Linked DNA regions of Homo sapiens: region 1 is linked to region 2. Evidence: chromatin loops called from intact Hi-C (ENCODE). Cell type or tissue: PC-9. All regions are shown on one strand. Each heading gives the region's core, and the rest is flanking DNA. Links, peaks and the distances in the headings are about the cores only.

Region 1 (5,370 bases), core at 101-5,100, 100 kb after region 2:
TCAGGAGTTCAAGACCAGCCTGACCAACATGGTGAAACCCCATCGCTACTAAAAATGCAAAAATTAGCCAGGTGTGGTGGCGCGTGCCTGCAGTCCCAGCTACTCAGGAGGCCGAGGTGGGAGAATTGCTTGAACCTGAACCTGGGAGGCAGAGGTTGCAGTAAGCCCAAATCACGCCACTGCACCCCAGCCTGGGCAACAGAGTGAGACTCCGTCTCAAAAAAATTAAAAATATAAATAAATAAATAAATAATAAATAAAAACCTTACAAGAGTATAGATCACAAAAAAAGGTCAGGGCGGGAGAGTGCAGGGCGTGCAGCTCACATGTGGAAACGCACTTGTAAAAATTATCCAGGACGTTAAACTCATCCCTGTAGCTGTGCCTGCAAGCCTCTCGCATAGGCTCTAAGTGCCTGGTGTGGCCTGTGCTGAGACCATCATGTGCTCCACCGGATCCACATCCACGTGTGTCCTTTCCTAGTCATCCTGTCTCTGGGAGGAGCCTTCTCCCCTGGAGGCTTCCTCGGGCCCTCGCTGAGTCGGCCTCTCTCCCTGTTCTCTCCCCGGCTGCAGCATCCTGTCCAAGTGCTGCCACGCGATGGTGGCGCTGATCTACCCCTTCGCCTGGCAGCACACCTACATCCCGGTGCTGCCACCCGCCATGGTCGACATCGTGTGCTCGCCGACGCCCTTCCTCATCGGGCTGCTCTCCAGCTCGCTGCCACTGCTCAGGGAGCTGCCGCTGGAAGAGGTGAGCTCCCACTCAGCCCTGTCCCCCTCCCTGCAGGGTGCGGAGAACAGAGCGGGGCGCTGGCTCTGCAGGCATCATGGAGCGGTTCTCAGAGCCAGCAGTGTTGGGGAGCAGGGCGTGGGGGCACCAGGGCTTTGTCTGGCATGGGTCCTGCCCAGAGGCTGACTCAGTCAGACCCTCAGTGACTGCAAACACTGTTTTCCCTTCCAAATGAAATGCCTGGTATGAGCACCTCTTGAGAAGGTCAGCAATGAACAATTTAGCCAGATGTCAAAACTCTTAAGTCATTAATAGCCCTCTCCTCTCCCCTGCCCTCTCGCCCACTCCCCCACATTGAGGAGCTAGCAAGATCTGGTCCGTTGTCATATCCGTTACAAATGTTTTTAATCCCCAAGTTCTGGGTGTCCAGTTTAGCATCGAAGCGGGGAAAGTCCTGCTTGGCACTTCTGGAGTTACTTAGCCCCAGCCCCTTCCTCTAAATGGTTTTGACCCGGAGGACTGGGGACTTCCAGCAGTCAGAGAAGGAAGCTTAAATAATGTTGCTCAGCCCTGAAGCTCCAGGAGGAACGCCTGTCCCTCTGTCCTGCATTTGTGTCTGGGTCCCTAGAAGCTGCTCCTCTAATTGCCCAGATAGTCCTAACGCCCCATTAAACATCACCCACCGGCCTTAGGGCTTTCAGTGCAGGCTTGAGGGCAGCCAGGAGTTCGTCTGGGTGCCCTGTGCTCCTGCAGGTGGCTCAGTTCAACCCCGGAGGGTGTGAGTGGGAAGGAAGGAGAGGTGGCCCTCCGCTCCTGGGCAGGTCTCTGGGATATGGGAGAACTCACATGTTTCCAGCTGTTGTTATGGTGACCATCCAGGCCCCTGGCTCCTCCTCCGTCACGGCCAGTGGCCTTGGCTGGGGTCTGAGTGAGGGTCGCGCTCTCAGGAGCAGCAGCACTTGTGGGACCTTTGCGCCTCAGGCACCTCACTTGCCCCACCCTGGTCCTGTCCCAGGTCTCATTCTCACTCTGAGGATGAGGGAGGAAGTGCTTTATCCTGAAAGCCTTCAGCAGTGAAAGCCCAAAGCCTAACCGAGTCTGCAGGTGGGTTTCTCTCCTCCTCTCCCCTGGAGGGAAATGATACGGTTAAGTGGGCAGCTGGGGGAAGGACAAGGCAGGGGCCCTAGGGTGGGAGCCAGGGAGGCCTGCAGCGTCTTTTGCCTACCTCAGTAGCCCACACCCTAAAAGGCAGCGTGAGAAGCTCTGCCTCAGCCAGTGTGAAAGCCAGGCGGTGAGTCCAGCCACAGCACACATGCATCCCAGCCTGCGGTGTCGGTGTTGAAAGCATGCAGCTCAGGAAGGACCCTCCCCAGCCCTGCTCTTCATTACCTGTGGCTACCGTGGCAATGTCAGGAAACCACAAATGGCTCACCTCCAGCCCCGCCCCAGCTGCCTCTCTGCATGCCAAGAAGGAAGAAGGCTATGAGTCCATCCCTATCCCAGAAGCCCTGGTGACAGTAACAGTCCCTTTCGTCTCATCTCATAGGTCCTTGTGGTTGACCTCGTCAACAGCCGGTTCCTCAGACAGGTGAGTGAGGCCAGCGACGGCCTCCTGCTCCCTTTGTCTTTACCTATTTGTTGTTTGGGGCTCAGCTCTCCAGCCTTGGAAAGGCTCTTTGGGATTGCAGAGCAGGGTGGCAGAGCTGTGTGACCCCAGGACGGGGCTGGGCTGAGGACAAGCCAGAAGGCAAGGGGCAAAAAGGAAGGGTTTGGGCAAAGGATTGCTTTCTACGTGTTCTGACACAAAATGGTTTTCTAACAATTAGAAAAAGATTCTTTGTAATCTTATAACTATAGGCACCTAGATTTTTCATTTTTAAAAATAGCTGGGTGCAGTGGCTTACACCTGTAATCCCAGCACTTTGGGAGGCTGAGACAGGTGGATCACCTGAGGTCAGGAGTTCGAGACCAGCCTGACTAATATGGTGAAACCCCATCTCTATTAAAAATACAAAAATTAGCCAGGCATGGTGGCAGGCACCTGTAATCCCAGCTACTTGGGAGGCTTAGACAGGAGAATTGCTTGAACCCAGGAGGTGGAGGTTGCAGTGAGTGGAGATTGCGCCACTGCACTCCAGCCTGGGTGACAGAGTGAGATCCCATCTCCAAAAAAAAAAAAAAAAAAGACAGGGTCTCACTATGTTGCCCAGGCCGGTCTCAAACTCCTGGCCTCAAGTGATCTTCCCACCTCAGTCTCCTCAGTAGCTGGAGGCATGCACCACCATGCCCAGCTTCAATATGCATTTACGCCTGTAGTCCCAGCTACTTGGGAGGCTGAGGCAGGAGAATAGTGTGAACCCAGGAGGTGGAGCTTGCAATGAGCCGAGATCACGCCACTGCACTCCAACCTGGGCGACAGAGCGAGACTCCGTTTCAAAAAAAAAAAAAAAAAAGAATATTTGCCCTGGCCGGGGCACACTTACAATCCCAGCACCTCCAGAGGCTGAGGCAGGAGGATCACTTGAGCCCAGGAGTTAAAGACCAGCCTGGGACAACATGGTGAGACCCTTGTGTCTATAAAAAAATTAAAAAATTACCCAGGCCTGCTGGTATGCACCTGTAGTCCCAGCAGCTACGCAGGAGGCTGAGGCAGGAGGATCACTTAAGCCTGGGAGGTCAAGGCTGCAGTGAGCTGAGATCGTGCCACTGTACTCCAGCCCGAGAGACAGTGTGAAACCCTTTCCTGAAGAAAAAAAAAAGAGAGAAGAGACAGGAAAAAAAATATGTATATACGTGTGTGCGTGTGTGCGCGCACGCACGTGCACTTTAAAAGGACTGAAAGGAAAACCCACTAAAACATTAACGCTTGTTGTCTTGGGGAGGGAAACTGAAAGGAGACAGATTATGAGTGATTTTAAATTGTTTTAGTACATTCATATATTTTTATAATGATCATCAGTTACTTTCACTAGCAGAGAAGGTAACACACATGTATTTTCTTTTTATCATTTGCTAGAGAGGCCTAACTTCTATCAGATTTTGCAAGAAGTAATTATAGTAATTACAGAAAATTTCTCTGGGCATTCTGATGGATTACTTCCAAGTGTTGCCACATTGCTGAAAAGTTCAGTAGCATTAATGCTGTTTTTTATCATTACTTTCACTTCCTCAAGGCCCACAGGGTAGGCCCTTCCCAAGACCCTCCTGCTCTGAGGCCCTGATCCCAAAGCCAGCCTTAGATCACACAGGCCATCTGCCCTGGCCAGAATCCCCTGGTTACCAGAATCCACTAGCTACCCTACAGGATGGAGCAGTGGAAATCATCTATTGAGTATCCTCTCAGTGCCAAGCCCTTTCACAGGGTAATTGTAGTCCATTGTAGCTTCACAACAAGGTACAGATTGATTGGTAGTCCATTTTACAAGTGGGGAAAACGAGGCTCCCGTTGCTTGTAAAAAGTAGGCTCGGCCAGGTGCAGTGGCTCACGCCTGTAATCCCAGCACTTTGGGAGACCAAGGTGGGCGGATCACCTGAGGTCAGGAGTTCGAGACCAGCCTGGCTAACATGGTGAAACTAAACTACTAAAAATACAAAACATTAGCCAGGAGCGGTGGCACGCGCCTGTAGTTCCAGCTACTTGGGAGGCTGAGGCAGAATTGCTTGAATCCGGGAGGCAGAGGTTGCAGTGAGCCAAGATCATGGCATTGCACTCCAGACTATGCGACAAGAGTGAAACTCTGTCTCAAAAAAAAAAGTAGGCTCAAGATTGAAACCTCAGACCTCTGGCTTTCAGTTGTATTCCTTCCATGAAACTGGAGACTGAGCCAGGCCTGCCCTGCAGTGGCTCCAGTGTGTCCTATGGCCAAGACGCAGCCACCGTGCCCATAAGCCCACCTGCTACCTCTGCTTTCCAGATGGACGATGAGGACTCCATCCTGCCCCGGAAGCTTCAGGTGGCCCTGGAACACATTCTGGAACAGAGGAACGAGCTGGCTTGTGAGCAGGACGAAGGGCCCCTAGACGGCAGGCACGGTAAGTGTTCAGCCACCTCCCAGTGGGTCTCTCCCTTCCACTCTGAGGGTCAGGGAACAAATGGGCAGTGGCCAAGGGCCAAGTAGGAATATGGGCAAGGGAGACATAAGGAGAGAAACCAGGGCCTCATTCTGTTTATCTGGATTTCATTCCCACAGTGAATTGTGGGAAAGATTTTCCCACCTCCCCCATTTTGGCCTTAAAGTACCTGTTTAAAAGGGGGGCGTGGAAATTATCTGGGCATGGTGGCACATGCCTGTGGTCCCAGCTACCCGGGAGGCTGAGGCAGGAGGATCCCTTGAGCCCTGGAGGTTGAGGCTGCAGTGAGCCACACCACTGCACTCCAGCCTGGGCAACAGAGTGAGATCCCATCTCAAAAAATCAAAAATTAAAAACTGTGGCCAGGCACAGCAGCTCACACCTGTAATCCCAGCACTTTGGGAGGCCGAGGCAGGTGGATCACCTGAAGTCAAGAGTTCGAAACCAGCCTGGCCAATATGGTGAAAACACGTCTCTACTGAAAATACAAAAATTAGCTGGCCATAGTGGCAAGCGCCTGTAATCCCAGCTACTCGGGAGTCTGAGGCAGGAGAATCGCTTGATCTA
Region 2 (5,370 bases), core at 278-5,277:
CTTCACTGCTTCCTCCTATTCTTATTCAACAAGTATTTATGCAACCCTCACAGTAGACCAAAGTCTCGGTTAGGCATTGTAGGGAATAAAAAGAAGCCAGTGCGCGTGTTCTGCCACTAGAACTCCCTGTCTAGTTGGAAGGTCCAGGTAAAGAAACATACAAAGAGCCTGGGCAACATGGTGAAACCCTGTCTTTGAGAAAAATACAAAAATTAGCCAGCCATGGTGGTACATGCCTGTGGTCCCAGCCACTCAGGAGGCTGAGGTGGGAGGATCACTTGAGCACAAGAGGTCGAGGCTGCAGTGAGCCGCGATGGTGCCACTGCACTCCAGCCAGGGTGACAGAGTGAGACCCTGTCTTAAAAAAAAAAAAGACCTGGCGCAGTGGCTCATTTGAGGTCAGGAGTTCGAGACCAGCCTGGCCAACATGGTGAAACCCCGTCTCCACTAAAAATACAAAAATTAGCCGGGCATGGTGGCAGGCACCTGTTGTAATCCCAGCTACTCGGGAGGCTGAGGCAGCAGAATTGCTTGAACCCAGGAGGTGGAGGTTGTGGTGAGCTGAGATTGCGCCACTGAACTCCAGCCTGGGCGACAGAATGAGACTCCATCTCAAAAAAAAAAAAAAAAAGAGAGAGAAAGAAACATAAAAGACACCATGTAGAGAGTGAAGTAACAAGAGCACCATAAGAGCAACCCGTGCCTCACTTGTTCACTACCTTCTCCCTCTTCACTGTCTCCCTCAGTTCATCATGCTCAGTTTCATCGCTCCCTCCCAAACTGGACCTCTGAGTTGTTCTTTATAAAGACCGTTAGCTCATTACCTCTCACTGCCTCTTGAATGTACCACTCTCACCTTAATGTGTCCAAAAGAGAACATATTATCATTACATTCTGTGGCCTCCTTATTTCCCTGGGTTAGCAAACCTTCACTCCTCTTTCTCATTTCAGAACATCCCAACATCTAGCCTGCTGCCGGGTCCGTCTTCTCCCTGGCTCCCACGTGAGTCCTGGTGCTCCTGTCCTAGCAGGCGGTCTTCATGCTGGGCAGGCTTTGCCTTGTTCTTTACTCCATGCACTGGCCTCCTCAGGAGCACTTTCCCTTCCCCAACTCTTGGAATCCAATGGAGTCTTTCTTGGCCACCAGGCGCTACCTCTTTGAAGCAGTCCCTGGCTCCCCTTTCGTTGTCCTCCTCCAAATTTCTCCAGTTTATATTTGTTTCATAACATTTGCCACCGTGTTCGAATGTATTCCTCCACCCAGTCTCTAATGGCGCTCCTGCACACCTCTGCGGTTAATTTTGAATACTGCCTTTCACCCTAGACACCATTCTGTTTTGGTTGTCCTAATTGTCTTTGAAAAAATAGATCTTCATGGATTCCTCTTGAGTTTTCTGTGAGTTTAAGGGCGTGTCAGGCATTCCCTGAACCAACCTTGTCTTTCCGTTTTGAACAATTGCAATCTTTTATTGCCATTTGGTTGATAGGGTTTATATCTTTTATCTCTAGCTTGAGGGCAGGGACCATTTTTTATACTTGTGTATTCCCAATAGCACCTCAAAGAGAACTGTCTCCAGCTTGCTGATTAATCATATTGATTAGTTTTAAACTGATCAATGCTGGCTCAGATTAACTAAATGAAATTATAGGCCAGGTGCAGTGGCTCATGCCTGTAATCCCAGCACTTTGGGAGGCCGAGGCAGGCGGATCATTTGAGGTCAGGAGTTCGAGACCAGCCTGACCAACATGGTGAAACCCCGTCTCTACTAAAAATACAAAAAAATTGGCCGGGCGTGGTGGCGCATGCCTGTAGTTCCAGCTACTAGGGAGGCTGAGGCAGGAGAATGCCTTGAACCTGGGAGGCAGAGGTTACCGTGAGCTGAGATCGCGCCACTGCACTCCAGCCTGGGTGACAGAGCAAGACTCCACCTCAAAAAAAAAAAAAAAAAAAAAGAAAGAAATTTTAGGCCAAAGGGGATTTCCCGTATCTTGAAAGTTAGCTAAATAAAAATGAGCACATTTCCAGGCATTGCACAACTTCTGAGTACAAAACACCAGGCACAGATAGGAAACAAACAGAAGTAGGGTCTCAGGTCAGGCAGAGCAAGCTGCGCTGGTCTGAGGGCGACCTCCGCCTTACTTTCACAGTTGGCACCATAGCCAGTGCAACTGAGGACTAACAGGTCACTGTGCACCCTGACTTCTGCTGCAAAGGGAAGGGGATCAGGTCACCTTCTAATTCCAAAACCAGCTTTTACAGATTATAACAGCACTTGTATGTTGGAGAGTAGTTTAGAGCTTACCCACACTTGCAAACAAATGAGGCTGTGTAAGCAGCCCTGCAGGTGAGTTGAGGACATGGTACTGTTATTACTAATTCATTAAGAATTAATGTATGCTGGCCAGGCACAGTGGCTTACACCTGTAATCCCAGCACTTTGGGAGGCCGAAGCTGTCAGATCACTTGAGGTCAAGTTCGAGACAAGCCTGGCCAACATGGTGAAACCCCATCTCTACTAAAAATACAAAAATTAGTTGGGCATGGTGGTACACGCCTGTAGTTCCAGCTACTCAGGAGGCCAAGGCAGGAAAATTGCTTGAACCACTCCAGCCTGGAGGACAAGAGTGAAACTCTGTCTTAAAAAAAAAAAAGAATTAATGTATGCTGGGCATGGTGGCTTACAGCTGTAATCCCAGCAGTTTGGGATGCTGAGGTGGGAAGATTGCATGAGCCCAGGAGTTAGAGACCAGCCCGCACAACAAATCAAAACCCTGTTTCTATGTCTCTACAAAAAAAAAAATTAGCCAGTTGTTGCAGTGCACGCCTTTGGTCCCAGCTAATTGGGAGGCTGAGGCAGGAGGACTGCTTGAGCTTGGGAGTTTGAGGCTGCAGTGAACTGTGATTGCACCACTGCAATCATCCTGGGTGACAGAGTAAGATCTCATCTCAAAAAAAAATAAATAAATAAAATTAAAAATAAAAATAGGCCGGGTGCAGTGACTCATACCTGTAATCCCAGCACTTAGGGAGGCCAAGGCAGGCAGGCAGGAGTTCGAGACCAGCCTGGCCAACATGGTGAAACCCCGTCTCTACCAAAAATACAAAAAAAATTAGCCAGGCATGGTGGTGTGCGCCTGTAGTCCCAGCTACTCGGGAGACTGAGGCACAAGAATTGCTTGAACTCTGGAGGTGGAGGTTGCAGTGAGCCAAGATTGTGCCACTGCACTCCAACCTGGGTGACAGAGCAAGAGTCCATCTCAAAAAACTAAACTAAACTAAAAATAAATAAATAAATATTTACAATAATATGTTAGAGCATTATTACTTATTAGTATTATTTGGCAGGGTTAAGTTCACCTTAGAATAATGGAAGACATTTGCTGAGCGCTTTTTCTGGGCTATGCACTGTGCTGAATGTTTTACAGGTGCAATTTCATCTAATCCTTACCAGTCTCTTAAAGTAAGTGCTACCATTATCACCATTTTACAGAGGCGAGAACTAAGGCTTAGAAATGTATCTTGATCGAGGTCCCGCAGCTCTCCAAGTTCACTGGAATTTAAACCTGGGTCTGTCTGATTCCAAACCCTTTGCTTTTAATCCTTATGATAAACCCTCTCTCAAGCTTTTTCTCAGAACCCGGGAGCAGCTGCAGGAGTAGCCTCAGCTCCATTCTCTTGTGCTGGCCCCAAGCAAGGGGATGGAAGATGACGTCTCCCTCTAAGATTGCTGCCTTTTGTCCAAATGTGCTGGCTGGGAGCCAGGCCTGGAAACTCTCTGCTCATGGAAAGAACAGAAGCCAGCAAAAGAGGGTGGGAAGAGTCTGAGGGGAGGAAAGGAAGAGGAGGACAGGAAGGCAAGAGGGAGAAAGGAGGTGGGAAAGAGGATTCTGCGGGTAGCACAGCTGGAGAGGGAGATGTGCCAGGAAGCAAGCAAACGAACGTGACCTACGGGTGCATTCCATTCAAGTGGGCTGTTCAGTGGTGCAGCGTGAGCCTCCAGCCCTGGGAGGCACAGGCCCCGAGGCTGTCCAGGTGCTCAGAGACCAGGACAGATCACACCGGGTGGTCCTTCCTCCCATTCTCAGGATTACTATCCAGTGAGGTCAGATCAAAACCAACAGCAGGAAAGCCTTCAGAGGGAAAAGAAGCCACAAAATGGCAGCCTGAGGGCTGCCTCTGGAAGTGGAGGATCTGGCCAGGCAGGGCCTCGGTGTCACAGCATGCATGGTGTGCAGGGGACGGAGAAGGGGAAGGGAGGAGACTGGGTGCTTGAATAAAATAAAATCATAACTATTTCCCAAGTTCCTAATCTGGATTGAGGAGTGGAAGGCCCGTACGGTGCCGTCAAGGTGGACCTGTAGGCGTTAGGCACCTGGACCCTGGAGTCAGACACCCTGACGCATTCAGCACCCACGCAGCCTTGGGAAAAGTTAATCCCTCCAGGCCTTAATGTCCACATCTGAGAAGGGGAGGCAATAGTAAGCTTACTGTGAACATTAAACTAAATGACCTGTGTAAAATCTTGCTTAGGGAATAGTAAGTGCTCAATTTGTATCAGCTGTTCATTCATCATTGCAGCTTAATTTGAGGTGTCAAAACATAAATATGTGAAACCTTCAATAAAAAATGTATAAATAACATTTGAAGCCAACCATACAAGACGTAACACAAGGTTATATACATTTTGTTAGAACATCAACTTTTTCTTCTTTTCTTATAAAAGAAGAAAAAGCATTCAGCAGGAGCCCATGGCTAATGTTTTTTGTTTTCGTTTTTTTGTTTGTTTTTGTTTTTTGTTTTTGTTTTTGAGGCGGAGTCTCGCTCTGTCTGGCAGGCTGGAGTGCAATGGCATGATCTCGGCTCACTGCAAACGCTGCCTCCTGCATTCAAGCAATTCTCCTGCCTCAGCATCCACAGAAGCTGAGTTTACAGGCACACGCCACCAGGTCCAGCTAATTTTTTTGTATTTTTAATAGAGACAGGGTTTCACCATGTTGGCCAGGCTAGTCTCAAACTCCTGACCTCAAGTGATCTGCCTGTCTCAGCCTCCCAAAGTGCCGGGATTACAGGCATGAGCCACAGCACCCAGACTGTTCTTTTTTTTTCTTTCTTGAAACGGAGTATCGTTCTGTCGCCCAGGCTGGAATGCAGTGGCGCGATCTCGGCTCACTGCAGCCTCTGTGTCCCGGGCTCAAGTGACTCTCCTGCCTCAGCCTCCTGAGTAGCTTGGATTACAGGCATGCACCACCACGCCCAGCTAATTTTTGTGTTTTTAGTAGAGACAGGGTTTCACCATGTTAGCCAGGCTGGTCTCCAACTCCTGACCTCAGATGATCCGCTTGCCTCGGCCTCCCAAAGTACTGGGATTA

Evidence for each region. Peaks named below come from ENCODE experiments on the same cell type or tissue, not always from the same donor. Only the 100,000 strongest peaks of a DNase experiment are listed, where the experiment ranks them.
Region 1: it touches region 2 in a loop (3-fold over the local background); 3 of 110 quality-filtered maps call a loop at or near these places.

Annotation. Positions count from the first base shown.
Region 1 is chr7:140,522,701-140,528,070 of GRCh38, reverse strand. DENND2A (DENN domain containing 2A) reads left to right here. Exons shown (of 20, transcript NM_015689.5): 15 at 576-753; 16 at 2,279-2,320; 17 at 4,647-4,764. Among named protein-coding and RNA genes, the nearest start is that of MKRN1, 46 kb to the right of the region's middle. RefSeq lists an enhancer at 170-784. In PC-9, for the core only: no CTCF peak of the experiment used is centred there; a DNase peak (open chromatin) is centred at 2,150.
Region 2 is chr7:140,625,120-140,630,489 of GRCh38, reverse strand. All of the region lies in intron 1 of DENND2A (DENN domain containing 2A), which reads left to right. Among named protein-coding and RNA genes, the nearest start is that of DENND2A, 13 kb to the left of the region's middle. RefSeq lists enhancers at 1,976-2,565, 2,566-3,157, 3,748-4,339, 4,930-5,370. In PC-9, for the core only: a CTCF peak has its summit at 2,209; DNase peaks (open chromatin) are centred at 2,029, 2,339 and 4,029; H3K27ac peaks cover 4,378 bases.